Linked DNA regions of Homo sapiens: region 2 is linked to region 1. Evidence: chromatin loops called from intact Hi-C (ENCODE). Cell type or tissue: heart left ventricle. All regions are shown on one strand. Each heading gives the region's core, and the rest is flanking DNA. Links, peaks and the distances in the headings are about the cores only. Region 1 overlaps ADCK1 (aarF domain containing kinase 1). Region 2 holds the start of LOC105370581 (a long non-coding RNA gene).

Region 1 (15,130 bases), core at 4,825-12,824:
TTACTGGCTACATGAACATAGCTGTTACCTTCTCAGGGCCTCTGCCTCCTCAGATGGAAAACCAGAATGGTAATCTACCAGCCTTACAGAGTTATTGTAAAGGTTACAAACAATATCTGTAACACATCCAGCCAATGCACACTACATAACAAGTACCAAATAAACACAACCATATGTTATTATCCACCAACACTAATACCTACCATCTTGTCTGCCTTTACCCATCTGTGTTGGTCCATTCTCACGTTTTTATAAATACCTGAGGCTGGGTAATTTATAAAGAAAAGTGGGGCTGGGTGGAGTGGACACTATTTAACCCGGTACAACATCTGACTTAGGCTAAGTCAATCAGAGTCCTGAAATTGGGGAGCAGGGTCAGGCCCTCTTAGGTGTGAAGCTGAGAAGAGGTGAGGCTAAAAGCTGTCAATGGCAGCTGGTCATGGAGGGAAGCAGCTGTGAATGAGGCTGACCCACAGACAGAAGTTGCTGGGAGAGATACAAGAGTCCCAGAAGACACCCCAAGGCCCAACTCTAGCCCAACCCTAACTACAATGTAACACATCTCCTTTTTTGCCTTAGCTAGTTCAAGTTGGAGTTAAGATCCTTACAACCACAGAAGACCTAATGCACCCATCTGTTGTGGGTTGAACTGTGCTCCATAAATATTCATATGTGGAAGTCCTAACCCCAGCCTAGAATGTGACCTTATTTGGAAATGAGGTCATTGCAGATATATTAATAATTAGTTAAGATGAGGTCATACTGGAATAGCACAATCATAATCCAACATGACTGTGTCCTTATAAAAAGGGGAAATTTGGACACAGAGCCAGACACCCACATAAAGAGGATACCATGTGAAGATGAAGGCAGAGATTGGGGAGATGCATCTCCAAACCAAGGAACAGCAGGGATTGCCAGCAAACCCCCCAGAAGCTAGGGCCGAGGCCTAGAACAGATCCTCCCTCGCGGCCTCAGAAGGAACCCACCCTGCTGATACCTTGATCTCAGACCTCTGGCCTCCAGAACTGTGAGACAATACATTTGTTGTTTAAGCCAGAGGTTTGCGGCTAGCCCGAGAAAACCAATACGCCATCCAACCAAAGCTCCCTGCCACTCCAGGCCAGCTTGTCGGCTCTCTGGGCATTGAATTACCTGTGGTCATTACTCACCACCAACTGCCAACCCTGTGTGCCCTCAGAATTCCCCTCCTCAAATCTTACCCACCCTTCAAGGACCAGTTCAAAGCCCAAACCCCCACCACCAGGAACCCGCCTCTGAACTTCCCCTGAACTTCCCAACCATCAGCCCCACAGCTGAGGGCTTAATTGTTCTCTAATTACTCCCTCTGTGCACGGTTCTGCCTGCTTGGCTTTGGAGGGAGGGGCACAGCTTTAACATTCTGTATATCCCCCGCTGCAGTGGCACATGGGTAAGAGAATAGCAGTTGCTCTACAAATCTGTATTCTCTAGGTAAGCAAACCAACAAGTGGTGGGTCCCAACCTTCCCGGGGTTAGTGAATGGGGCCACCATGGGTTGAGGCCTTTTATCTGCAGGAAGTGGGTATGGAACAATCCAGACACACCAGCCGATCAGAGGGCTTGGGCACGACCCTGAGCACTAGATCCCAACAAAGGGGAGGCACCCCACGTGCAGCCTGTGGACTGAGAGTGAACTGGTGAGCACATTAGTATAATCACCCCAAACCACTGGCAAGACAAAAGACTGGAAGAAGGACAAAAAGAACCATAGGATCCTGGACTTAGGAAAATATGGCTTCCTCAAAGTCCGCAGGAAACTACAAGGTCCCAAGGACAATGCAAGCTACGGAGGCCCACTGGGTGGCTCTGACAGCAAGCCCAGCCCGATTGCTCGATTGAGTGCTGCCCTCTCTTCCGGGCACTGAGCTTCCATCTGAAACAGAATAGTCCAGGAGAAAGAGCACTGGATCAGGAATCAGGAGACCTGGGTTCTAGTCCTGTTTCTACCACCAACCAGTTGTGTCATTAAGCAAGTGACTGCCCCTCTCTGAGCCTCAGTTTCCTCACCTGTGAAATGTGGGGGTCGCACTAAATGATTTATAAGCCCTCACAACCCATGAGTGATTCTCCCAGATAACTTTTGTCCAAAGCACTTGCCACTGAACAACAGAAGGTGAACAAACAGAGTCAGTATTTGTTAAACCTCAGGAAGATCGAGGCACCAGGCAAGGTGCTGGATACAAGATGAGGGTGCTGGTCTTAACTGCCAAATTTTGCTCTCGCAACAACTCGACACGTAACAAGCACAGCTGACAGTGAACTGGCATTTACCATTCACCAGGCAGTGCACTTTGGCTGGGCTATAGCATTCATTCCTCACCACAGCCCTATTCATGTGAAGGCTCTCTTATCATCCCTGTTTAAACATGAGGAAACCAAGGCTCAGCAAAATCACAAAACTTACCCAGGATGACATAGAACATGGTGACACCAGGATTCAAGGTGCAGGACACAGGCCGGGAGCAGGGCACAGACAGGGTACAGGCCTGCAGGAGGGCAGTGGTCACAGGGAGAAGGTCGGGCCAGATGGGGCATCAGCAGGAAGCACAAGCCAGGGCCACCTCGACCATTGCCTTGCCTCTCCCGCAGTGACTAACAGCAGGCCATCCGTCCGTGCTGACAGCAATGCTTCCTGCCATCCATCTCCCACTAGTTAAATTGCAATTTTATGGCCGAAATCTCTCTCATAATTGATAAAAATCTTCTTTTGATGTCAGCATTATTGGGGGGGAAATGGGTTTTTTTATTCTTCATTATGTTTTTAATACAAATGTATTTTTTATTGAGAGCTGCTGGGAAGGCAGGATGAGGCCCAGCTGGGAGGAGGCGATCCCACTCCCTGGCCCCTAGTCCTCCTGTACATGGCTTCATGGCCACCAGATCCTTCTGTTCCATTCCCAGAATATTCATTTGGTAGCCTTCTTGGGGACAGTCTGGGGAGACAAACCAGATGCCTGAACAAACAAAGGTGGTGCTCAGGACCAGGAGAAGCAAGTCTACAGACCGCCAAAGGTTTCCAGGTAGCTTTGGGCCCGTGATGCAGCCTGGGCTGCTAGAGGGTGAGCTGACCTCAGCTGGACCCTGCCAGCATGGGAGAATGGCACTCCAAGGGGCACAGCCAGGGCGCTCCAGGGGGCAGGAACCCCAGGGGCTGGTGTAGTACCTGGCACAGAGGAGGTGCTCAATAAATGCACATGAGTAAATAAGAGGAGGATGGGGAGAAGTTGGATCAGTGCTGGAAAGAAGCAAACAATATGAGAGCCTGGAGGCATCTCTCCCCTGCGGGGGCTGCAGGCACAGGTGGAGTCAGACCCCAGGGTAGGAGGGGCTCTCCTGCCCCGCTTCTGCTCTAACCACTTCCCTACTCCTAGTCCAGCCCAGGGCATGCTCAGCCCTGGATATAGCCCACACCCGGCCCCACCAGGACACTGTAAGGGAAGCTGAATCTGGCTGCCACCTTGCAAGTGAAGAGGGTTAGGTGAGTGGGTCCTAAATACAGCACAACCACCAACTCCATGACTACAGGCACCTGTGACTCCTTGTTGGCGATCTGGCCAGACTTCCACCTCCTCTCACCCCTCATCCATGGAATTAGCCCTGCCTGGAGACCAAGAGCACATACTTCAGAGTCCCTAATCCAGAGGAGAGCTGCCAAAGGGCCTTGGGAAACTGCAGCAATTAACCCTAACCAGCTGAGCTGCCCCCCAGGTAACCCCCCAAAGTGGGAGACAGAGCCCTAGAAACCCAGGCTGCCTGGGAGCCTGTGGGGATTTCTAAAAGTAGCGGGAAGAGGCTGACCAGATAGAGTGCTGGGTACTGATCAGGAAGAGGAAGAGAAAGGAGGATTATTCTAGCAAAACAGTACAGTCATGTGCCGCATAACAACATTTCGGTCAACAACGGACCACATATACAAAAGCGATCCATTATATTAATAATACCATATTTTTACTGAACCTTTTCTATGTTTAGACAGATAAATACGCACCATTGTGTTACAATTGCCTAGATTCAAGCCTCCCTCAGTCTCATATTCTGAAAAGAACAGGCTATACCATATACCCAAAGTATATTGTAGGCTGTCCCATCTAGGTTTGTGTAAGTACTCTATGATGTTCACACAGCAACAAAATCACCTAATGATGCATTTCTCAGAACATATCACCATCATTAAGCAACATATGACTGAATATGGGACAGAGAGCTGTACCAGTTATCAGAAAGCCCAGGTAAAGATGGAACTCTGCCATTTACGAGTCTCTCAGAACCCCAGTACCTGCTCATAAAAAGCACACAGCACAATACACAGAAAGAATTATTAACGTTTACTGCCCCTTGCCCTGCAGCAAGCTTGCACTAGATGCTCCACAATCATTAACTCAATCCATCCCCACAACAAGCCTAGGTGGCAGGTAGTGTTATGATTCCAATTTTAGAGATCGGGAAATGGAGGGACAGGACAGAGAGGTTAAGTAACATGCCCAAGGCCACAAAGCCAATATACCAACAGGCAGTTTGGCTCCTGTCTACCGCCAAGGCTCGCTATGAAGCTCCAGGCCGTGTGAAAGCAGACCGAGGGTACACATGTGAAATCCTGGCTGAGGGCCACATAGGGAATCATGATGGTTAATTTTACATGTCAACCTGGCTGGGCCACAGCACCCAGATACTGGGCCAAGCATTACTCTGGATGCTTCTGTGAGGGGTTTTGTTTTTGTTTTTGTTTTGATACGGGGTGTCACTCTGTCACCCAGGCTGGAGTGCAGTGGAGTGATCTTGCCTCACTGCAACCTCCACCTCCCGGGTTCAAGGGATTCTCCTGCCTCACCCTCCTGAGTAGCTGGGATTACAGGTGTGCACCACCACACTTGGCTAAATTTTGTATTTTTTTTAGTAGAGACGGAGGTTTCACCATGTTGCCCAGGCTGGTCTCGAACTCCTAACCTCAGGTGATCTGCCTGCCTCAGCCTCCCAAAGTGCTGGGATTACAGGCATAAGCCATCGCACTCAGCTGTGTGAGGGTATTTTTAGGTGACATTTACAGTTTGTTTGTTTGTTTTTTTAATTCAATTTTTTTAACTTTTTTTTTTAACAGAGATGGGGTCTCCCTATATTGCCCAGGTTTGTCTCGAACTCCTGTGCACAAGCAATCCTCCCATCTCAGCCTCCCAAAGTGCTGGGATTACAGGCATGAGCCACTGTGCCCAGCCAAGATTTACAGTTATATTAGTGGACTTTGAATAAAACAGATTACTCTCCATAGCATGAGTGGGCCTCATGCAATCAGATAAGGGTCTGAACAGAACATAGACTGACCTTCCCCAAGCAAGAAGGAATTCTGCCAGCAGGTAACCTTCAAACAGCCTTCAGACTTGAACTGCACCATCGGTTCTTCCTGGGTCTCCAGCCTGCTGGGCCACTCTGCAGATTTTGGACTTCCCAGCCTCTATAACCCACATCAGCCAATTCCTTAACATCAATCAGTCTCTCTCTCTCTCTCTAGCTCTAAATACACACACACAAGCAAACATGCATGCACAAACACACATACACACACACACACACACACACACATTCATATCCTATTGGTTCTGTTTCTCTAGAGAGCCCTGAGTTACACAGGAATGAAATCCAGCCCAGCTCTGGCCAACCTGCCATAGCCTGGAGGAAGAGATGCAAAAAGAGGGCACCTTTTACCCCCTCCCATCAAGTTCTCCATGGGACAACAGAGGTGCTGTGTGCCCCTCGCCCAGGCAGGCCTTCTCCTGCCTCATCTCTCCACTTCTGCCTTGTTCATGCTGGTCCTTGCGCCTACAGTGCCTGCTCTCTGCCTCTACCACCAACAAGTTGGATAAACAGTTTATATTCTTGGAGGAAAGGCTTCTTTATCTCTTTTCTGAACATTTGCTTAAACCTTGAGCAAACAAGACAAGCTGCCCTCCCACTGCACCCACAGGCTCTTACAAAACAACTGGATATGAATTATTCTACCCGTTGCACAACGGTACCCCTGCACCTTCTCTCTCCTTCATTCTCATTGAAACTCCAGTCAGATGGTGCATCAAGAACACAGAGCACCTGCAGCATACGCTTGTCCCTACGTACTATGGGGAGCTGTAAAATAAGTTCCCCTGGGAGGAAAGACCAGGGGGTGAAAAACTGATAAAAACAAATTTCAGAGTACAAAAGCCAAACCACACCACCCAGACACCAATATAAGCATTGCCCCTAACAGAGGTATTTCTGTGCTCCATGCCAGCAGCTGGCCTCATTTCCTTCAGTTTCTCATGGGATTTCAGAGGTGGACAGAACCTTATCTGATATAACTATATTCTAGGACAGAACTGGACCATTTCTTTTTTTTTTTCTTTTTGAGACAGAGTCTCACTCTCTTGACCAGGCTGGAGTCCAATAGCCTGATCTCAGCTCACTGCAACCTCCGCCTCCTGGGTTCAAGTGATTCTCCTGCCACAGCCTTCCAAGTAGCTTGGATGACAAGCGCCCACCACCACACCCAGCTAATTTTTCTATTTTTAGTAGAGACAGGGTTTCCCCATGTTGGCCAGGCTGGTCTCGAACTCTTGACCTCAAGTGATCCACCCACCTCAGCCTCCCAAAGTGCTGGGATTACAGGCATGAGCCACCACGCACGGCTTGGACCATTTCTTGAAATAGGCTGTAACAAGATCTGACTTGTCTGTATGTCATGGGGGCAGGTATAGATGTGTGTGTGTGTGTGTGCGTGTGTGTATGTGTGTGCATGACCAAAGATAACAGCATAGTGTGGCTGACAATTCAAAGATCATCCCTTAATTTCCACGATAACTCTATCCCCAAGCTTCCCACCCACTTCAAACCTCCCCATCTATATCTTCCTCCACTTTTCAAAGATGACCTCATCTCCCACATTACTAAATATTCAGCCTATTAGGCAAATTCCTTCAACCACCCGACCACATGCCCCACCCCACTCCGTATATCTCAGTCTCTTCGTCCTTCTTTTGATCAGGTCCCTCCCCAAGTCCTCCTCTCCCTCAGACTCACATTCTGAAAAGAACATTCTAGGCCCTTCATAATGTGACCTCAGCCCCAATCCTACAACCTCTGCTCCACTATTCACCGGCTGAACGCCACATTGTAATCAACAAGACCTCACTGTTCACCTCCATGCTTTATGCTTTCCTGTCCCTGCACCTCTGCTGAACCCAGCTTATTAATCAGTAATCACTTCCTCCAACATCCACCTCCTCCAATTCCATCCATCTCTAAGGGGCTGGGTCAGAGGCCACCTGCTTCAGAAAGCCTCCATCTGCCCAAGGCAACCTCTCTCTCCTCTGCAAGCTCGTTGGGCACTATGTGGCCATGTATTACCATGATGAGTGAACCTCCCATGACCCTGGACTGTGAGGACTGGAATGAGGTCGTACCCATCCCTGGCTACACCCAAATGTCCGGCACTGTCCTTTTTCACTAAATGCCAACCGCGTAGACCAGCAGGAGAGAGAAGGAATGAAGGAAAAGGTGCTGAAGCACAGAATCACTGGCCATCAGAGACTGCGGAGCATCAGAGAACTCCTAACTCCAATACCACGTCCTCCAACATGGAGTCAAGGGCTGAGGCACCCAGGGTGGTCAACAGCCTCGTGGCTGAGGCTATGCATGCCCATTCAGGGTGTAGAGATGTCAGCCTGCGTTCCTTCAACAGCACGAACCATGCCCAAGAGCAGAAAGACCCCCAGTCTCATCCACCTGGTCAGGGATCCCCCCACAAAGAGAAGGGCCAGGTCTTTACAACCATCCCTGACTTGCAAGCTCAGGCGCCATCTGCTGGCCAAGGTCAGCACTGCATCTGGACCCACAGCCCCAAGGGCAGTCAAGGGGACCAAGGCTGGGACCACCCCTGACCCAGTCCAGAACGAGGTCACTTTTGAGGAGGCAGAAACGACCCCACCTCCCAGAGGCTGGGCTCCTGATTGCTTCCTGGAACCTGTCTTTCAGGATATAAGCCTAACAACCAAATAAAGGAAAAAAAGTAAGTTTCTTTCTGGTAATACTAGCTGAGAAACTTCCAAGATACACACAGACACACACACAACTGCTTTTTTTCCTGCCAAACAGAAGCTGTTATGTAGGGGACGAATCACCAGCCTGGGAATTAGAGGACATGAGGTCTCATCCCATTGCTTGTCACCAGCCCTCCCTTAGCAATGTGGCCCCAGCGCACTCCCTGCCTGAGCCAATGCTATGCAAGGAGAGTGCCCCTTCGAGTGCCCTCACCTCTGCACTGATGGTGCCAGCTGATGTGCAGAAATTCTGGCTGATCCAGAAATGCATATGAACCGTGGGGTCCAGAAGTACTGCACCCTCAATCTTACCCCCACACCTATGCTGGGAATGCCCCACAGGGCCGGGCCCCACCTGCCTGCAACAGGGATGGGTCTGAGGACATAGTGACCTCTAACACTGCTGTTGACCATCCAAGCACCTCCCTCACCACACCACCGCTCTCTACAGTCTGAGCTTTAGGAGCACTTATGGAATCTCTGAGCTCAAGGTAACCTCAAAGCCTATCCGAGGACTGGGACCTAGGAAGGTGGTGAGGCATAACTGACAGCCTCTTTTAAGCCAGGGATGAAATGGAGCTTTCTGCAGAAGGTCTTAGGGCTGGCATGGAGCTGAGGATGAGTGGGGCCCACTCAAGCATCCTGGAGGCGAGACTGCTCCCCGAGAAGTGTCATGGGAGGGGCTGGAGGAGGCTGGAAATGCCAAGTGAGTGACATTACCCCGCCCTCACACCCCCACACGCACCCACCCTTCTTCCCACATGGCCCCGCTCCCCTCCCTCCACCCACACACTGGGAAAGTGTGTCACCAGGGAACAAATGCCATCTTCCAAGGGGGAGGAGGAGGAAGAGGGCAGGGAAGACAGAGTGTGTGCCTGTGGGGCCCTGGTAAGAACCCAGAGGGCTCTGAAGAAGCTCCCCAGCTGCGAGGGACACCCCTCAGAACCATGACATGGACAGTAGCCCATTTCCTCAGGGGTCTAAAGAAGCATTGTGGGGGCAGGAGCCACATGGCCACTGTGCTCAGGGCTAATCGGCAGGGGGTGGAGGGGACTGGAGAAGGGGCCCTGAAGATCAGGCGACGTCTTCCAACCCCAAACATTCTTTAGCCAGCTGGGTGGGCCACCATGACTGCTGACACTCCAAACTTCCCTCACTCCACCCTGGCTTGGGGACAGCCACTAACCTGCCCTTGTCCCACCTCCCTCCCCAGCTCTCCAGACAAGTCAGCCTCCAAGGGTTAACCTGCTGCCTCCTGCTCCTTGTTTCCACCCCCAGAGAGCTGCCACACGCCAGCAATGATGCACTTCACACTGTTATTACCGTGATTTATTTAGTTTTAATTTGGGGGTGAATCTCGTGCTGTTAGAAGCTGGGGGCCAAGAGTCTTGGCAAGAGGCAAAGCCATGAGTGGGCCAGCACTATGCCAATTCAGTCCCCTCTGCCTGGGGTCCCTCTCTCCTGACCCTGCTCCTCCCAGCTTGCAGCCTGCTCCCTGACTCCAGCCACAGTTCGGGTTTACCTTTCACTCAATGTCTCTCCCTTTGGAGGACATGTTCCTCAGTGGCAGAGGAGTCAGAGATGTTTCTATGTTCACCTGCTGTATGATCCAACCCCCGCTCCAGGCCAGGATATCACTGAGAAGTGGGACACCTTTGAATGGATGCTGCGTACCTGGGGCCAGCTCCACATTAAGGGACCAATAGTCAGTGCCAGCTCCCTGTAAAAAGGGAACCACTGGTCTTTATCAAACCTCTGCCCTACTCTCCTGGCCCTGCGCCAAGTAGCCTAACAACACTATTTCTAGTTCATCCATTGGCTCTTTAAGCAGACCCAGGGCACCTGCTAGGTACTGTTCCAGAGCTGTAAATACAGAGTAAAAGGACTGTCATGGTCTTCATCCTCAAAGACTATGACTTGCAGGGAAATCCTTAGACACAACTAATCAAGCCACAAGTTGCACAAGTGCAGGGAGCAAAGTTCTGCAGAGCCCAAAGGAGGGATAAGATCGGTCAAGGGAGGGTCACAGAAGACTTCCTAGAAGAGCTGGGGTTTGGACGGGAAACCCAGCACCTAGCACCCTGCCTGGGATTTGCTAGCTGGGTGGACAGATAGGCAGATGGCCTGAAGTCACTTGACAAGTAGAGAATGAAGCAAAGACATCAGGCAGATGGTAGACCACGGCACAAGCACTGAGGACTAAGACAACACAGTGAGTTTGAGACAGGTAGCACAATGGGACCAGAGCGTAGGGAAACAACAACCACAATAGTATAGAACACCATTACTATACAAATAATAGCTAATATTTGTTGAGCACTTGCTCTACATCAGGTACTATACTAAGCACCTTCTATTCATTATCCCGTGTAATCTGCACAGCAACCTTATGTGGTGGGCTATAGATAAGGAAAGTGAGGTGCCAAGATCAATCATTTGTGCAAGGTCCAAGCTCTTGGCTCTAGAGTCTAAACCACAGTGTCACTCTGCCCCACCAACTTACAGACAGGTAGGTTGAAACCAGATGGGATGGGGCTTCAAAGCCCTACTGAGGATAAAGCTTCAATAAGGCCTTAAACCTTCAGTAAGTGACATTTATTATTAGGTTGAACCATATGAATGATATATAGGTTTCAGGTCAATAACAGTCTCATATGAACTATTTCATATGGTTGAACTGGTATGTTTCACTGAGGGCCACTGAGATTCCTTCTAACCTCTTTGATTTCAGCACTGAGAGTGGCTGTGACATTTGGTTTTGTGTCACTGGTGGATCCCCAGCACCCTGGTCGAGGCTGCAAGAATTCAGCCGGGGCCTTTTCTGAAGCATCCCAACCAAGGCCCATCCCCCCTGCAAAGGTGGGTACCTCCTTGCCCAGATCTTCTCGGATGACCTGGCGGATCTCTTGCATGCTGCTCTGTGGAGCCTGGCTGTGCAGTACCTTCAGCGTGCTGGTGTACTCCTCTGGCAACAGGTAGTCCAGAGCCCCCAGGTGCTGGCCCACCTTGATGAAGGTGCCCCGGTTGGCACAGCAGAGCTCACAGAGACGCCTGGCAGAGCGAAGGTGCACCTGCAGGAAGACAGGCCAGGACCAGAGAGGTGTGAGTGCAGACTGTTCCCTACACCTTGTTCCCTTCACCTTCCTGCTCTGCTTGAAAACCCTCATTACCCCACAATGCCCAGGGCAGATGCATGCACACACACGCACACACACACACCTTTTCCCTTGGTGTCCAGCTTCCTGGTACACGGGGCAGTCAACTCCAACCTCATACAGAGGCCGCCCTTCAAACACGGCCCAGTGCTTCCTATCTCCTCCTCTTCATCAAAACTTACCTAGTCTGGGTCCCACTCCCTAGAAATAAGCATTCAAGGCTTTTAACCAAGTCTAACCTACTAATGACTCATTCAAGGGACACAGAGTTAAAGTATTTGCCACCCACCCCTCAGACATACCAATTATGCTTTGTTTGTTTGGATTGCTACGTTTTATAAAACATGGTCATATGTATGGTATCTTTTAATCTTCACAGCACCTCAGGGAAGCAAGTTTTGGTATCTTTAAAGAAGATAAACTCCGTCGTTTTGTTGCTAAGGAAATCACTAGGCCAGGCGCGGTGGCTCACGCTTGTAATCCCAACACTTTGGGAGGCCAAGGCAGGTGGATCATGAGGTCAGGAGTTCAAGACCAGCCTGGCCAAGATGGTGAAACCCCATATCTACTAAAAATACAAAAAAAAAATTATCCAGGCATGGTGGCGGGCACCTGTAATCCCAGCTACTTGGGAGGCTAAGGCAGAGAATTGCTTGAACCCAGGAGGCGGAGGTTGCAGTGAGCCGAGATCATACCACTGCACTCTAGCCTGGGCAACAGAGCGAGACTCTGTCTCAAAAAAGAAAGAAAGAAATCACTAATAAATATCAAAGGAAGGTCTAGAAAACACTCCAAAATCTAGGGCTCTTTAGTGCAGCAAACTTTAGCAGGGGTCTCCTATTAACTGGAGGAGTCACTGTAGTGGGGGGTATGAGGCACATGGAGAAGGCATCTGGGCAGGTTGCCTAGGACAGAGTAGCCTTAATTAACATCCGGATGCTCACCGGTCCTTCCAGAGTTGGGAGGTGGCCCCATCTGCCGCCAGGCTGCATATCCACAGTCATCCCCCCTGCCCAGTTGAGGGCCTTGGTACTATGAAGGTCCTACCTTCTAGGAGCTAAAGCCTCTGAGGCAGGATGGGGCCATGGGCACATGCAGAAGACAAGGGACCCCAGTACCCTGTGGGGACCTGGTACCTGCCTCCTCCCATCTCAGTCAACCAAGAGAGTGAACCACGAGGATGGACTTATACTCTTCAGTGCCACGTAGGACGCTGATGTAATAACACATATTGGGGGCCATAAAATCATGCGAGGAGTTAAATAACAGTTGACAACAAAGGTGGAAAAAGCATTCAAAGATCCTGTATAATTAGTTGCCAAGTGAACCACACAGGAAATTTAGAAATTAAGAAGTTTTTTTGTTTTCGTTTTTGTTTTAGCTCCCACATGTAAGAGAGAACATGTGATATTGGAAGTAGAGAGTGGAAAAACAGATAACAAACCAGCCAGTATGGGTGTTGGGCAGGCAGAGGATGAAGAGAAGTGGATTAAAGGGTACAAACATAAAGTAAACTTGAAAGGATAAATTCAATGTTTGATAGCAGAGGAGAATGACTATATTTAGAAAACTGTATTGTACTCAGGTGATAGCTACCCTAAATACCCTGACTTAATCACCACACATTATAAATGTGTAACAATTTCCCATGTACCCCATAAATTTGCACAATTTTTTTTGAGAAAGGGTCTCACTGTGTCTCCCAGAGTGAAGTACAGTGGCATAATCATGGCTCACAGCAGTCTCCATCTCCCAGGCTCAAGCAATCCACCCACCTCGGCCTCCCAAAGTGCTGGGATTACCATCATGAGCCACCACGCCCAGATCGCTGCTGCTCAGAAGAGACTGCTGCAGCCCTGAACACCCTCAACCCAGCAGCCAGAGGGCCCATCCGCCCACCTCCCGACACAGCAGAGGGGCTGTCTCAGACTCCAGGCACTAGCAGGCCATCCTTAGGCCTGCAGGGGCCTGTCCACTTCAAGCTTTGCTAGACTTTTTTTTTTTTGGAGACACCCAGGCTGGAGTGCAGTGGTGCAGTCTCGGCTCACTGCAACCTCCATCTCCCAGATACAAGCGATTCTCCTACCTCAGCCTCCTGAGTAACTAATTACAGGCGCATACCACCACACCCGGATAATTTTTGTATTTTTAGCAGAGATGAGGTTTCACCATGTTGGCCAGGCTGGTCTTGAACTCCTGACCTCAAGTAATCCACTCGCCGTGGCCTCCCAAAGTGCTAGGATTATGTAATGAGTTTTAACCTGCCTCATATTAATTAAAAGCATTGTCACAGCCAGCTTGGTTTGGGGTTTGGGAGGGAGGCAGTGAATAGCTAATAAGATCAACTCAGTGTTGATTAGTTATTGATTAGGTCAGATGGAGTCAAAGCCCAAGGAGGGCAATCCTTTACCATATCTAAAGCCCCAAGAGCAGGGGCCCTAGTCCCCAAGCTAGGCAGAAAGGTATCAATGTCACACTGAATCCATGGGACTCCCCTTCAGAACTGGGCAATATCTCCAATGGGGCTTAGGGGTGTGTAAGTGTCAGAGTGGAAAGAGACCATCAGACAGTCATACATACACACCCCACACACAGAGAGACAGGCAGACATGGAAAGAGAAGGCAACAGACCCCAAACTGACCTTTGATTAATTCTTCTAGTCAGAAACTTAAGCCCTAAAGGAATGAAACATTAACAGTGTTATCTCTGGGCTGTGAAATTATAAGAGTATTTTTTTCTTCTATATAAGTTTTTCTGTATTTCCCAAATTTCTTTTTTCTGGACACAGAATCTTGCTCTGTCGCCCAGGCTGGAGTGCAATGGCGTGATCTCGGCTCACTGTAGCCTCTGCTTTCCGGGTTCAAGTGATTCTCCTGCCTCAGCCTCCTGAGTAGCTGGGATTACAGGGGCCCGCGACCACGCCTAGCTAATTTTTGTATTTTTAGTAGAGAAGGGGTTTCACTATGTTGCCCAGGCTGGTATCGAACTCCTGAGCTCAAGTGATCCACCCACCTTGGCGGGTGTAATCCCAAAGTGTTGGGATTACAGGCATGAGCCACTACACCTGACCTGTATTTCCCAAATTTCTTATGAATAATAAATATTATGATAATGGGGGAAATTTTTTTATCATCCCTTTTCAGCATCTTCTGAAAATGGAAAGTCCAGCTGATTACTTTTTTCAGCTCTAAATGGACAAGATTCTGCCACGCAGACTAGACCAGCTTTGATTAGAGAGAATCCAGCATCTCTTTCCTAATTTGGCAGGGTCCCATGGCACACATGTGTACTGTCCATCAGAAAAATGAAATTGTAACCCCTCATCCCCAAGAAATCAGGCCCACACTGTCCGCAAGGTCTCTTTTCTAGATGCTAATCTTTACGTTGTCATTTAGACAGCAAAGTAAAGCTCATCATGTCTTAGGGGAAAAAACAAGTTGCAGTTTGTAAACATATTAACAGAGTTTAACCTCAGACTGAACCCCACCCTGACCACACATGGGATAGTTCTGCAGTTAAGAACACAGGACTTCAGAGTGTCTCAGGCTACATCCCAATTTCACCACATAGAAGCTGGTGGACTTGGGCAAGTTACATAACCTTCCCCTACTTCAGTCTTCACATCTATAAAAGTAAGATAATAATAGTACCTACACCTCATAGGGCTGCTACGAAGATTACATGGGGTATCCATTTAGCCAGGGCTAGTGTTTCCATACTTACTACAAGGGGATTGGGATTTGTTTCAATCACGCATGGTAAGACACACAAACACAGAAATGATTACCATGAAAGCAGAAGCCTTTACTCACAAGTCTCTAGAAATAGACGGCATGATGGCATGCCATGCCAGGCCACGTGGGGAAAGA
Region 2 (15,130 bases), core at 3,522-11,521, 110 kb before region 1:
CAGGGCAAATTCCTGGAAGTGGTATTGCCGTGTCAAAGGACAAATACATATATCAGTTAGGATTCTGTTCGGTTGCTCACAACAGAAAAGGCAAGATAACAGTCACTTGAACAAGAAAGAGGTTTATTTCTCCCTCAAATAAAAGGAGTCTGGAGGTAGGCAATCCAGGGCTGCCATGAGGCTTCCCAATGTCATGAGGGACAAGAATTCTATCCTTTTGCCCTGCCATTCTCTATCCAAAGTTTATACAACTGCAGAAGCCTTTTTTAAGTATTAGGTTGGTGCAAAAGTAATTGGAGTTTTTGCACCAACCGAATAACAAAATACAAAATTGCAAATAGTTATATGGAATGAGAAAAAAAATCACAACATATTGTAAATTTTAAAAAGCTGTAAGACTACAAACATCACAAAATCCAGGAAAAATAATGTTATATTTATTCAGCTGCTCAATATACCTTTATAATAGGGTTTTTTCCCACACTTTGGGGGTTATATTATCTTTGATCACTTTTTCACAGGACAAGATTTTGCAATATTATCTTCTGGAGAAGAAATAGAAAGACAATTGATGTTTTCCTCTAGCATAGCTTATTATTTTTATTATTGACAGCTGTTACGTATAAAACATATGAGACATTCATTGTTTATAGTATCGTGACAGGTTTGTGCCTTACAAATATAAGAATTCTGATAAACTCTATAATTCATGATGCCCATTTAAAAAACTGGTATATTTATAAGTGTATAAGCTAAACTACTGGGCATATTTCTCACAGGAAAAAGCTTCCATTTTGACTAGGCATCAATGAGTAGCAAATTGTCTACTTAGAATTTCACACAACTGATAAGTGGAAGAATATTACACAGACTGGTTTCCAGATCATGCATTTTAATCTCTTTCCTCCTCCACTACCAACATACTTCTGATGCTGTACATAGAACACATTCTTCTTGTGATCTGACCTCTCGCCCTGCGCTTTTGTGTCATAAAGCCAGGTGAGCTGGCACTGTAAGCAGTAGAGGTACTCATAGAACCATTCCTATGAGAGAATGACTAGCAAATAACCGCAAATTACAGAAACACCCGCCAAACACCGGCTAAATGCATCCCAGCTCAACTTCCTCTTAGCTGGATCCCAAAAATTCCCATGGCTCTTCCAATACAATCCAACATAAGGAAAGTACGATACAGGGAAAATTAGGGTAGAAACAGACAGCAGTCTTAATAGTTGCAGTTGAAATATACTTTCAACTTGCAAAGATGGTTACAAAAGCATACGACCATGTGATACTTTGCTAGGCCCTCCCAAGGCCATGGGAGAGGTTTCTAGAGGCAAGTGAGGGGCTTAGCAGCTTAAGCGCCATTACCCTGTGTTAGATGCCATTGGCCAGCAGGGTTCTACGTACAGTCTGGTCAGTCACTCATGCATGATTTGGAAGGTGGAAGGGAGGCAGAAGCCCTTCATCCACAGCAGCAGTAGTAGGTGTGGCTGGCTTCAGCAGACCTGAGATTGTGGAGTGGCAACTGGGCTCCATATTCCTCAGTTCATCACCTACTTTGGAGCTATAGGCTGTAAATCAGCTATGAGGATCCTGCAGCAGCTTTCACCTGTTTTTTGTTTGTTTGTTTGTTTGATTTAATGGAATTTCCATTTTAGCATTCAGGAAACAAAAGAGAAGAATACAATGAACACTCATGTACCATCCACCTGGTCTCAGCCATTGTTAATATTTGGCCATTTTTTGCCTTGTAACTGAATCATTTCTTAGTAAATTAAAAACATCATGACACTTCACCCCTAAATACTTCAACATGTATCTCCAAAACCTAGAGAAAAAATTCCAATTAACAATACCAGAATTATACCTAACAAAAATAGTAATAGTCCCCTAATATCATCCAAAACTCACTTTATATTCAAATTTCTACAATTGTCCTAAAAATGTCTTTTATAGCTTTTCTTTGGAACCAGAATCCAATAAGTTTCATACAGTGAGTTTATTTATTATGTCTCTTAAGTCTTGCCTAATATAGGACAATCCCCCTTCATCATTTTTTTAATGACATTGAGTCTTTGAAGACATCAGGCCCACTGTCATGTAGCATATCCCACATTCTAAATACATCTATTTTCTCATGCTCTCATTTAAGCAGTATTAGTATCTTCTACAAATTGAGGTAGATCTAATGGCTTGTTTTTTTTAAAGCCAGGTTTACTAAGGTAAAACTTAGGCATGGTAAACTTCATCCTTTTTAGTTTACAGTTTTATTTGTTTTGATAAATGCATATAGTCATGTAATCTAAAAACTTGGTTTAATTCAGATTTAATGCAATTGATCAAATACTTTAAATGATGCTATGAACTTCCTATTGGATTTCATATCACATCAGCAGGCACATAATGTCTAGTTGTCCTATTATTAATGATACTAATTTAGAACATTTAGTTCTTATAGCTTTCTGATCTCTGAATGTGCGTTGGTTTTCTATTGCTATGCAAAAAATTACTACAAACTTGGTGGCTTAAAGCAACACCTACTTATTAGCTCACAGTTCTATAGGTCAGAAGGCAGGCGCGGCATTGCTAGGTTCCCGCTTAGGCTATCATAAGGCTAAAATCTGGGTGTTGGCAGCTACATTTTCTTTTTTTTATTTTTTTGAGAGGGAGTTTCACTCTGTCAACCCGGCTGGAGTGCAGTGGCCCAATCATGGCTCATTGCAACCTCCGCCTCCCGGGTTCAAGCAATTCTCCTGCCTCAGCCTCCTGAGTAGCTGGGATTACAGGCATGCACCACCATGCCTGGCTAATTTTTGTATTTTTAGTAGAGACAGGGTTTCACCATGTTGACCAGGCTGGTCTCAAACTCCCGACCTCATGTAACCCGACCTCATGTGATCCACCCGCCTCCGCCTCCCGAAGTGCTGGGATTACAGGCATGAGACACCACGCCTGGCCTACATTTTCATTTGGAGCTCGGAGTCCTCTTCCAACCTCTTTAAGGTTGGAGGCAGAATTCGGTTCTGACTGATCTTAATTGTCAAGGGAAATTTTTTTTTTTTTTTTTGAGACTGAGTCTTGCTCTGTCGCCCAGGATGGAATGCAGTGGTGCTATCTCGGCTCACTGCAAGCTCCGCCTCCCGGGTTCACACCATTCTCCTGCCTCAGCCTCCCGAGTAGCTGGGACTACAGGCGCTTGCCACCACACCTGGCTAATATTTTCTATTTTTAGTAGAGACGGGGTTTCACCGTGGTAGCCAGGATGGTCTCAATCTCCTGACCTCGTGATCTGCCCGTCTCAGCCTCCCAAAGTGCTGGGATTACAGGCGTGAGCCACCGCACCCGGCCTGGTCAAGGGAAATTTTGACTGATGCTACTCAGTGGTGACTTGAGGGAGTACATCTGGAACCCAGAGGATTCTTTGGAATGCCTACTAGTACCTAGTGATGGTTAATTTTGTGTCAACTTGACTGAGCCAAGGGATGCCCAGATTAAATGTTATCTCTGGATGTGTCTCTGAGGGTGTTTCCGAGTGAGCACAGCACCGCCTTACCAGTCACCCTGGCCACAAAACTAGCAAGACTCTGACTCATCTCTTTATCTCAGCACCCCTCTCTCCCCATCCAATCCTCAGCAATCCATTGGCTCTACCTTTAAAATTCATCTAGAACATGATGTCCACAGCCCCACTATGGTCCCCAGCTTATTGTAGCAGCCTCCAACTGTCTTCCCTACTTTCATTCTCGTCACCTAAATCTACTCTTAACACAGCTGTTGGAATGATTTCCTTAAAGCATGTCATATCATGTCACTATGTGACATGTCCGATCACAGTCCTTCATTGGAATCTGATATTATAGTAACAGCCAGCTCTTGCAATGGCCTACAAAGCTCTCCAGAATCTGAGGGTTATGCCAGGTCCAGTCTCCAGTTACCATCTCCATGCTCATAAAAGAAAACAGGAAGAGCATACCAGGAGCGAAGCAAAGCGGTCTTCCAAGGGACTGAACCATGATAACAGAGAGAGCTCTCGGGGTAGGAGCAGCAGACTTGGTTTCTCATCCTTGCTATGCCACTAACTCTAAGGACCTTGAACTACTTATTGCCTGCTCCAAGCATCCCTTTCTTCATTGTGCAGAGAGACAGCTGGCTCACATAATCTCACAGGTTCCTTCCAGCTTGGAAATTCCACAATCGACAATCAAGGTGCCAACTCCATTAACAAGGGAGATAAGTGCATATCATAGACATACCTTTCCTGCCTAAAGTATCTGAGTTACCAGTACAATGTGTTAAAGGAAAAATAAACACATAACCAGTGCCTGCTAGAAAGGCCTTTTCTGGGAGAAGCAGAAGCTCTAAGAAAATTACTTAGAAAGGAGGAGTTATAAAGAGAACTGGGTGACTGAAAGGCTGTCCATAAAGGCTGGCACTACTCACCTCACAGATGTGTTTATAACCAGTGTGCTCATTCTTTTTGTGTAACAATTATGATAATGGCAAGCAAAAATGTAGACTCCACAACATGCCAGGGAAAAGGCTAGGAATAAACTTAATTCCTGAAAACCTAGATTTAGGAAGCCATGACGCTAAAAAGGCAGAGTTTCGTGCATATACACGGATCTATAAATAAGTTGAAGCTTGTGTTGGTTTATGGACACATCTGGCCATATGCCCGTGCTTAGGTGTACATGCCTATACACACATTCACATATTGGAGCCTGGCTCTTTAAAATGGGGGATAATGACACTGGAAATTATTCTAAGCTTTTCAGAGACATAAATGACCAAACTGCCTCCTGACTCCTGAATTACATTACCCAGAAAGAACTTAATAACATGGTATTATCACTTCTCCTCACTGACAGGATTTCAGGGCTGAAAAGACAAACAAGGAATGCGTTCATAATCACCAGCACAGTCACCTCTGCCGAGCTGCGACCACTGCTAATTCCAGGTAAATGCTTCAGGGTAGACGAAAGCCTAGAGCTGTAATGTAACTTGGTGCTTGGTAATTGTCGCTAGTTCAGCTGGGCCATCACCATCTGAGAAGGGGCCTCCGGGAGCTCATGGAGCCAACAGAGAGTCTCATGGGGTGAAGGGCAGTGAAGAGAGACTACATTATGGGAAACAAAATAGAATTTCTCAGTTCAACTGAGATAATGTAGGTGAAATTCCTTATAAACTGTAAAGTGCTCCACAAATGTGACTGTGAATGTGAGGGGATAGCATTAATGGGTGCTGTTTGTGTTCTCAGGGCTGCCATTTACAGCCGTAGACTGTGCACTGTTCAACTTCTGAGAATGTCATTAGTCTATGTGAATGATGCTCCCTGGAGTTGTGCATTGTGGCAGTCCTGTTGGTTGAAATGGGCCCAGCTGACTGATAAAGACCAATATGAGAGCTAATGTTCTTCTCCTGGACAATGCTTGAGCCTTAATGATGGACCATCCAGGAGATAGTCAACAGTTCTAACAGCAATTTGCCAGTGCTTTGGGAAGTTTGCTTCAGAGTAATTAAAAGGCAACTACAAACAAGATCATTGAGGGAAGGAGCCATATCTTATTCATATCTTAGTATCCCAGTCTTGCAATATGTTTGGTATGTGATGAATATTCAGAAAACATTTGTTGAATTTAAGATGAATAGTGAGTGGATGGTGCCAGGCACGGTGGTTCATGCCTGTAATCCTAACACTTTGGGAGGCCAAGTGAGAACTGCTTGAGCCCAGGAATTTGAGACCAGTCTGGGTAACGTTGGGAGACCCTATCTCTACAAAACAATTTTTTTTTTTTTGAGATGGAGTCTCGCTCTGTTGCCCAGGCTGGAACACAGTGGCGCGATCTTCGCTCACTGCAACTTCCGCCTCCTAGCTTCAAGCAATTCTCCTGCTTCAATCTCCTGAGTAGCTGGGACTACAGGCACCCACCACGATGCCTGGATAGTTTTTGTATTTTTAGTAGAGAAGGAGTTTCACCATGCTGGCCAGGCTGGTCTCGAACTCCTGACCTCGTGATCGGCCTGCCTCAGCCTCCCAAACTGCTGGGATTACAGGCGTGAGCCACCGCACCCAGCCTACAAAACATTTTTAAAAATTAGCCGGCCATGGTGACACACACCTGTAGTCTTAGCTATCCAGGAGGCTGAGACAAGAGGATCACTTGAGCCCAGGAGGACGAGACCGCTGTGAGCTGCTACGATCACGTAACTGCACTCCAGCTTGGGCAACAGGCTGAGACACTCTCTCCAAAAAAGGAAAAAAAACAAGAATGGATTGATATTGATATTGAATGAATGACTCCCTGGGGTCAGCTCCTGGAAAGAATAATTGGGTTGTGATCGTTGCAAAGAGCATGTTTATTTCAACAGGTACAACTGCATACTCTGCCCACGTCACCTTTTTCCATTAATAGGGTTATGGGAAGCCTTTTGTGAAGTCTTCTGTGAAGGGCCATCGACATGTCATGGTTTCAGCAAGAGTTTGTCCAGGATTTGTGATGTGTCTCATCCAGTGCTAGGTGCTGTGGGCCTGTGTGATGGTGATGGCAGTGGGGACAGCAAACAGAGCACAGGTTGTGGTCCTTGTCATCAAGGATCTTCCAATTCAGATGGTTTGGTCACATGTAAGTTCATATAAAAAGTAGAATAATGCTGCCAAGTGGTATGAACCCAAATACCATTGAACAGCAAAAATGGTGAGTGTTACCAGAGGCCATGGCAGAAAGCACAGGATGTCTCCTCTGCCACTTGTTATATGTTCATAAGAAATCTACTTATTTGTCTGAGCCTCTGTGTCCCAGTTTGTAAGACAGGTAATCATGTCTGCCACACAAGATACGGACTAAACTCTTTAGGACACAGGTCCTTAGACAGCAGATTGAAACAGATATTTAAAGTACATAACAGTACCTGACACATGGGAGAAGTTTCCAGAAGGTTGGTTCCTGTACAAGGATTTTTCAGTCACAAGTGCAGAATCCTAACTGATCACAACCTAAGCACAAAAGTGGGGTGGGGAGTGGGGGGACATGACTTATTGATTTATATAACCCCCAAAGTGCAACAATAAATAGGCTTCAGGCATAGCAGGATCCAGGAGCTCAAATGATGTCACCAGGGCTCTGCCTCTATTGCCATTTCTCACACAAGCCATTTCTCACACAAGCTAGAGGGGTAAGAATAGGCAGCAGCAACCTGAGTCCAGGTTAACCCCAGAAGGAGCTCCTCTTCCCAGAAATTGGGGGACGAAAGTCTCCAGGAGGTCTCTGATTGGTGCAAATAAGCTCATGCATCATCCCTTACCCAATCACTGTGGCCAGAGGAATTCGATGATCTGATGGGCAGGGCCTGAGTTCGGTTCCCACTCCTTTGTTGACGCGGGTGAGGGCAGTGGTAGGACCACCCAAACCATGTGGAATGAGTTTCTGAGTGGGAACAGGCTACCTAGTTCTTCTGTAAACTCAGAAGAAATTAATAAAAGTGAGAGCTGCTTGTTTCTCCGGGGTGAAAAATGGGAAAGCTCATATTTCCTTACAGAAACAAAAAATAGGCCGACTCACGGCTGTAATCCCAGCACTTTGGGAGGCCGAGGAAGGCGGATCACGAGGTCAGGAGTTCGAGACCAGCCTGACCAACATGGTGAAACCCCATCTCTACTAAAAATACAAAAATTAGCCAGTCGTGATAGCGGACGCCTGTAATCCCAGCTACTCAGGAGGCTGAGGCAGGAGAATTGCTTGAACCCAGGAGACGGAGGTTGCAGTGAGCCAAGATCGCGCCACTGCACTCCAGCCTTGGCGACAGAGCTACTCTCAAAAAATACATATATAGTATGCGAACGCGAACAGAGTGTGTACGTGTGTGTGTGTGTGTGTGTGTGTGTGTGTGTGTGTGTGTGTGTGTGTGTGTAGCTTCCCTAGGCTGACTAGGGGAGTGGTACCCGCTGGCCGGGCAAGCGGGACTTCCGCGACCCCAGGGAACAGGCAAAAAGCGCAAAGCGCAAAGCGGGGAGCGCATCCGGAGAGGGTCCCCGGAGGCCTGGGGTAGTCGGAGCTGAGCCCTCGTTAGAAGGAGGGCAGTGGCAGGCAAAGGGGAGGGAGGCAGGGACGCGCCCCGCCTGGCTGAACCTGGAGCCGGTGTCTGAGCGGCTATTCTGGACACGCACTGGGCAGGAACATCCTGGCGCCCAGAGGAGAGCAGGGCACCGACACCCAGCCGCTCGCGGTCAGAGCAGCCGGGCAGCCGACCGTGGCCGCCGGGAGGGGCTGAGCCAGGCGCCGGCACAGCCCGCGAAGCCTCCTTCCCTAACGTTCTGTTCCATTTTCTCGGTATTGAAAGTAAAAGGGCGGGGGCAGGGACGGAGGGCTGTTTACCTAACATCCTGTAACTGCGGCCTTGAGTAACCAAGCATTTAACGTCAGAGAGCAGGAGAGAGGGAAGGGGGAGAGAGAGGGAGCAGAGACAGAAATCAAGCATGGGCATAAAATGTGCCGTCACCATCATCACATTCAATCATTTACATGCATGTTTGTCCGGTGCATGCTATTTTTCTAAACTATATTTAGGACACAGGAGTTAGGAGAGCAAGCCCAGAGTGGGACTGCACACATCCCAGCCACCTCCTAGAGCGAGGTACTTAGCCTCTCTGTGCCTCAGTTTCCTCCTTGGTGAAATGAGGTACAGTAGTTGTGAAAATTAGAATGTCGTTTTTACAAAGTATGTTAAAGTACTTAGCACCTAACTATTATTATTATTGACTTTATGGTGCTATAGTCAGGAATTACCATCAACATGGTGCTACCTTTTCTGAGTTTATTTAACCAACTCAGGTATAGAAACACATTTTGGAATTTCTGTTTGTAAAAATATCTGCTGGGCTGAAATAGACACGTAGAAAACATGTCCTGTGATAAGGCTGAATTCTAAGATGGCCCCCCAAATCCCCACACTACTGCCCTCCCACCCCACCCCTACACATCTTGTATAATCACCTCATTTTCAATGTGGGCCAAACCTATGAATAGGATGGGATGTCACTCTGTGATTGGCTTATGTTACCCAGCAAAAGTGAAAAGATTTTGCTGCACAGTCGATTCGGAGTTCATCAAAGGAGATTATCTGGGTGGGCCTGGCTTAATCAGGTGAGAGGAACTGGGTCCTTCCTGAGGTTGGAGAGACCCTCTCCTGCTGGCCTCGAAGAAGCAGCCATGCTGTGAACTGCCTATGGAGGGGTCAGCATTTAGGAACTGAACGCTTCCAGCTGGGTGCAATGGCTCATGCCTGTAATCCCAGCACTTAGGCCAAGGCAGGTGGATCACCTGAGGTTGGAAGTTTGAGACCAGCCTGGCCAACCTGGTGAAATCCTGTCTCTACTAAAAATACAAAAATTTGCTGGGCATGGTGGCGCACGCCTGTAATCTCAGCTACTCGGGAGGCTGAGAGAGGAGAATTGCTTGACCCCAGTAGGCGGAGGTTGCAGTGAGCCAAGTTTGCGCCACTGCATTCCAGCCTGGACAACAGAGCAAGACTCTGTCTCAAAAAAATAAAGGGAACTGAACACCTCAATCCTACAACCACAAGGAAATGAACTCAGCCAACAATCTGAATGAGCTCAGAAGACAACCTGGCACCTCAGATAAGAGCACATCCAGTCAGCTTTGACTGCAGCCTTGTGAGACCCTCTCTGATCAGAGGACCCAACTAAGCTGTGCTCAAACTCCTGACCCACAGACACTGTAGACAGGTGTGTGCTATTTTAAGCCCCTGAGTTACTGCTAATTTGTTATATAGGCTGAGGCACACAGTTCACCTGAGGTCAGGAGTGCGAGACCAGCCTGGCCAATATGGTGAAACCTTGTCTCTACTAAACATACAAAAATTAGCTGGGCATGGTGGCACACACCTGTAGTCCCAGCTACTCAGGAGGCTGAGGTATGAGAATCCCTTAAACTCAGGAGGCGAAGGTTGCAGTGAGCTGAGATAGTGCCACTGAACTCCAGCCTGGGTGACAGAGCGAGACTCCATCTCAAAAGAAAATAGTATGCATTCTATATCTGCTTAAAAACTGTTTAAATTCTGCTTAAAGGGTGAGAGACAGAGAGAGGAAATATGAATAAAAACATGGCCATGTTTTCTTGTGATTGAAAACGTGAAGTATCATCCATTCAACAGGCATTTATTAAGCATCTACTTAGTACCTGCAAGGCAGTGGACTGGGAATTTAATCAGAATCTGAAACCAACACTGAGGCCAGGCATGGTGGTTCATGACTGTAATCCCAGCACTTTGGGACATCAAGGCAAGAGGATCTCTTGAGCCCAGGAGTTCAAGACCAACCTAGGCAACACAGGGAGACCCTGTGTCTAAAAAATATTTTAAAAATTAGGCAGGCATGGTGATGCATGCCTGTGGTCCCAACTACAAGGGAGGCTGAGGTGGGAGGATTACTTGAGCCCAGGACATTGAGGCTGCAGTGAGCCATGATCCTGCCACTGCACTGCACCCTGGGTGACAGAGCAAGAACCTGTCTAAAAAAAAAAAAGAAAAGAAACCAGAAAATGTTACTGATACTACCCAGAAGAATTAAAGGAAAAATTGTTGACATTGAAATATAAGGTCTCCTTAAATCATTCTTATCACAGCTTATATTTGTCAAGGATAAAGGTTTCTTTGAGGTAGGGAATGAATAACAATAATATTAATAGTAATAATAATAATAGCCAATCTAAAGTGTTTAGTTTGTACCAGGCAATGTGCTAAGCAGTTGAAGTGCCTCTTCTCATTCAGTCCTTATTCAAATAACACTAAGAGGGTAGAAAGTGGGGACCATTACTATTTTCATGTTATAGAGGAATAAAAAGGGCAAGTGATTTGCCCAAGGACTCATACAGCTGGTAGAAAGCAGAACCAGAATTTTAGTCCAGCTCTGTGTAGCAAATTCCATGCAAACATTTGTTGAACACCTATTATGTTTAAGATCCTATGCTAGATGCTGTGGGAGAATCAGAGAAGACTCAGATGTGGAACATAACCTCTTAGAGCTCCCTATCCACCGGAAGAGATAAGCACACGAATAACTAACACACAATGGAATGAAGTAAATGCGCTTCGACAGACACCCAGAGTGCAGGCATTTAGAGGAGAGCACAGGATAGGGGCCAAGGGTTTGGCCCTCTAAAGACTCGCTAAAAAATCAACTCATAAAAGGCAGATTAGCTGGTGAAAAGGCACACACATTTATTTAATGTGTGTACACAAGAGCCTTCAGAATGAAGACCCAAAGATACAGGGGAAATTGTTCATTTTTATGCTCAGGTTCAACAAAGTATGGACAGCCCCGTAGAAATATGATTGGACGAAAAGACTATGATCTAATGGTAATAAACACAGGGGAAACCCAGCAAGATCTGTCTATCTAGATGTTTCTTGGCCTCTCTGAGCCTGCATTTCTTCCTCTGGTTATGGGGTAAGGCCCTCTCTGGAATGAGACCTCTGGAATAATCTGCAGTCAAAAAACGTAAGTCACATAATTTCTTTATGACCAGTTTTTACACAGAACATTTCTAGGTTTTATGGCTGGCTTTCAAGAAAAAGTGTTCCGGTTTCTCTGACCCGCCTTGGGGAAGAGGGATTCTAGTTTCTATAGCTGGCCTGGAAGAGAATGGGATGGAGAGACAGGAGGGCAGGAGAACATCAGAGAAAACTTTTGCTTCTGAGGTTACTCCCAAGGCCTTCACTTTGCAGTACTGTTTTCTGAGCCCCAGTAACTGTCATACTCATTATTGGTGTGGGGAGAAGCGTGACAGGGAGTCAGGAATGGTTCCATGAAGCAGGTGGGATCTGAGGTAGCTTTGGCTGGTGGATAAGATGTAAACAGGCAGTGATTTGGAATAGGAAGGCCATGCACAGTTAAACGTATGGCAGGAGGACCAAGTAAGGCATATTCAGAAAGCATTGTTCAGATGAACCACCTGCTAAGCAGGATTTACGAGTGCCCACTCGGCTGGGTGCAGGGGCTGAGCACTTTGGGAGCCTGAGGCAGGCAGATCACTTGAGAACAGGATTTCGAGACCAGTCTGCCAACAAGGTGAAACCCCGTCTTTACTAAAAATACAAAAATTAGCCAGGCATGGTGGCACATGACTGTAATCCCAGCTACTTGGGAGGCTGAGGCAAGAGAATTGTTTGAACCCAGGAGGCAGAGGTTGCAGTGAGCCAAGATCACGCCACTGCACACTGCACTCCAGCCTGGGCAACAGGGTGAGACCCTGTGTCAAAAAAAAAAGAAAAAAACAGTGCCTACTAACCAACCCTTTGTATAATTAGATACTGCACGTACGGTAGAGGGAGCAGTTCAACAAAAGTATAAGTCATTTGGCCCTGCCAATGAAGACAACACAGCATAGAGGGGAGGAAAACAGAGGTTATCTCAGAGAGACCAGAGATAAGATCCTGGGTCCACTATTTAGTTGCAAGCCATACACTCTTGGACAGTAACAATTACTTGTAAAGCTGGGCTTCCTTCTATGTGAAATGGGAGGATGACGTTGAATCAGTGTATTGCAAAATGTCTAGCACAAAAGAGGGAAAGCAAACAAGTTTTCATCTCATCAGCCTGGACCAACCAGTCCAGGCTGCATGGAGCTCTAGGCTACATGGAGCTCTAAGGTAGATGGGATTCAGAATCTTTTGGTGTTTTTCCTTATTCTTGCTGTCATCTTAATGGATGCGTGCCATGATCAATTAGCGCTGTCTACTCAGAGCAAGGGGTAGACTGTGGTGTCACCTCTGCCACATATTTGGCAACAGGAGTAGAAGCTTTGAAAGTCCAATTTCCCTCTCCTTCCTTCCTAGAAGGCGCTGAGATATCAAAAGTTAAGTTACAACTAAGCGATTATAAAGATAAGACTAACACACACTATGGTTAGCAGACTACCAGACACAGCCGCTCTGTGTTTAACGCTCTGGCCAGACTGTATGTTAGGGCTGAAATTGGAGGTGGTCAGTAGTAGTGTGGACCAGAAAGTCTGAGATGACTTCATGGAGATGGGGTGTGAGGGATTGGACGGTGGAGGAATAGACCCCAGAAAGGGAGAACCGCATACCCAGAGGCCTAGAGGCAGGTCCATCTTTGGTGAATAAGGGAGGCAGCATGAAGATGGGCCTCATGGAGGGCAGGACGATCCCCGGGGAGTATTAGGAGGTGGACACTGGAGAAGTAGAGTGGACCATTTGGAGAGCCTTGAAATCAGGCCGAGATCTTAACTTGATGGGCAACAGGGATAGGAGTGAGGAATAGCACCATATTAGTTGGCTCAGGCTACCATGAGTCTGTGCTACCCACAGACTGGGTGGCTTAAGCAACAGAAATTTATTTTCTCACAGTTCTGGAGGCCAAAAGTCCAAGACCAAGGTGCCATTAGGGTTGGTGTGTGGTGAGGCCTCTCTTCTTGCAGGCAGCTGCCTTCTTACTGGGTCTTCTCAGGGTCTTTCTTCTGTGTGTGCTCAGAGACAGAGAGAGCTCTCTGATGTCTCTTTCTCTTCTTATAAAGATATCAGTCCTATCAGATGAGGGACCCACCCTTATGTCCTCATTTAACTTAAATTATGTCCCTAAAGATCCTATCTTCAAATATACTCACATAGGGTTAAGACCTCAGCATATGAATTTTGAAGGAACACAATTTAGTCCCTAATAGTCATATAGACTCTTTATTTTTTGGAAGGAATTGGACTTTTTAAATGGAAATATAGCTCAAATATGGCATTAAAGATACTTGCTCCAGGCCAAGTGCAGTGGCTAACGCCTATAATCCCAGCACTTTGGGAGGCCGAGGCAGGTGGATCATTTGAGGTCAGAAGTTCAAGACCAGCCTGGCCAACGTGGCAAAACCTCATCTGTACTAAAAATACAAAAATTAGCTGGGTGTGGTTGCTTGGGCCTGTAATTCCAGCTACTAGGGAGACTGAGGCAGGAAAATTGCATGAACCTGGAGGCGGAGGTTGCAGTGAACCGAGATCGTACCACTGCACTCCGGCATGGGTGACAGGAACAAGATTCCATCTAAAAAAAAAAAGATAAAAATATACTTGATTAAATTTTGGCATTTCTGGAATAGAGGGAAATATCTATGTTTAAAAAGACTTATATCGTATATTACATCTATCTGATGAGAAATAAACATGTATATAAAAGTTTCTAAGACCAGAAAGAAAAGTGCCTATGTTACAGTGAGGGAGATGGGGAGGTAAAAGATTATTTAAGGGGAAAAAAAATCAAGACCAAAGTATACCAAAATGATAATAGTCCATAACAATTAATTCAAATTCTACTGTAAGAGCTGTCCTTTCTCCTCCGTTTATTTCTTTGTTCAGTGTATTAGTCTGCTTTCATGCTGCTGATAAAGACATACCCAAGACTGGGCAATTTACAAAAGAAAGAGGTTTAATGGACTTACAGTTCCACGTGGCTGGCAAACCCTCACAATCACGGTGGAAGGCAAGGAGGAGCAAGTTACATTTTACATGGATGGCAGCAGGCAAAGAGAGAGAGATAGGTTGTGCAGGGGAATTCCTCTTTTTAAAACCATTAGATATTGTGAGACTTATTCACTATCACAAGAACAGCATGGGAAAGACTTGCCACCATGATTCAATTCCCTCCCACCAGGTCCCTCCCACAACATGTGGGAATTCAAGATGAGATCTGGGTGGGGGCACAGCCAAACCATATCATTCAGTTATTTATATCAGTACACACTCATGGACATGTATTTTATTCTACAAATTATAATCCAATACTGTCATTATTTACTTGGTTGTTCAGATTGACCACATCTAGCCATTGGGAGCTCCTTCATGTTGGCTTCTGTGTCCTATCAATGTGCCCCCATCACCTTATAGAGAACTTCTCACTATTTAGCATCACAATCTTGTTCCAGTCTTTTCTTAGAGTTTCCCTACCCCAGCCCTGGAATCACCCATTACTCTAAGAGGTACAGGGTTTTTTTTAACTGGAGAATGGTTTAGAAACCAGCATCTAGATATTAGCTGTGCTCATTGCTACTGGAATGTCATTGCTTCTAGACCTTATTAGCATAGTCAGAAAAAATATGTATATGTACATGTA

Evidence for each region. Hi-C counts contacts between places; a loop is a spot of excess contacts. Peaks named below come from ENCODE experiments on the same cell type or tissue, not always from the same donor. Only the 100,000 strongest peaks of a DNase experiment are listed, where the experiment ranks them.
Region 2: it touches region 1 in a loop (2.1-fold over the local background); 6 of 110 quality-filtered maps call a loop at or near these places.

Annotation. Positions count from the first base shown.
Region 1 is chr14:77,855,122-77,870,251 of GRCh38, reverse strand. ADCK1 (aarF domain containing kinase 1) reads right to left here. Exons shown (of 11, transcript NM_020421.4): 4 at 10,973-11,176. Among named protein-coding and RNA genes, the nearest start is that of ADCK1, 63 kb to the right of the region's middle. RefSeq lists an enhancer at 7,612-7,811. In heart left ventricle, for the core only: a CTCF peak has its summit at 7,865 (motif pointing left); a DNase peak (open chromatin) is centred at 7,891.
Region 2 is chr14:77,959,275-77,974,404 of GRCh38, reverse strand. LOC105370581 (a long non-coding RNA gene) reads right to left here and starts at 8,243. Exons shown (of 3, transcript XR_944053.3): 1 at 8,130-8,243; 2 at 6,913-6,997; 3 at 6,340-6,532. In heart left ventricle, for the core only: no CTCF peak of the experiment used is centred there; a DNase peak (open chromatin) is centred at 8,174; H3K4me3 peaks cover 682 bases; H3K27me3 peaks cover 2,640 bases.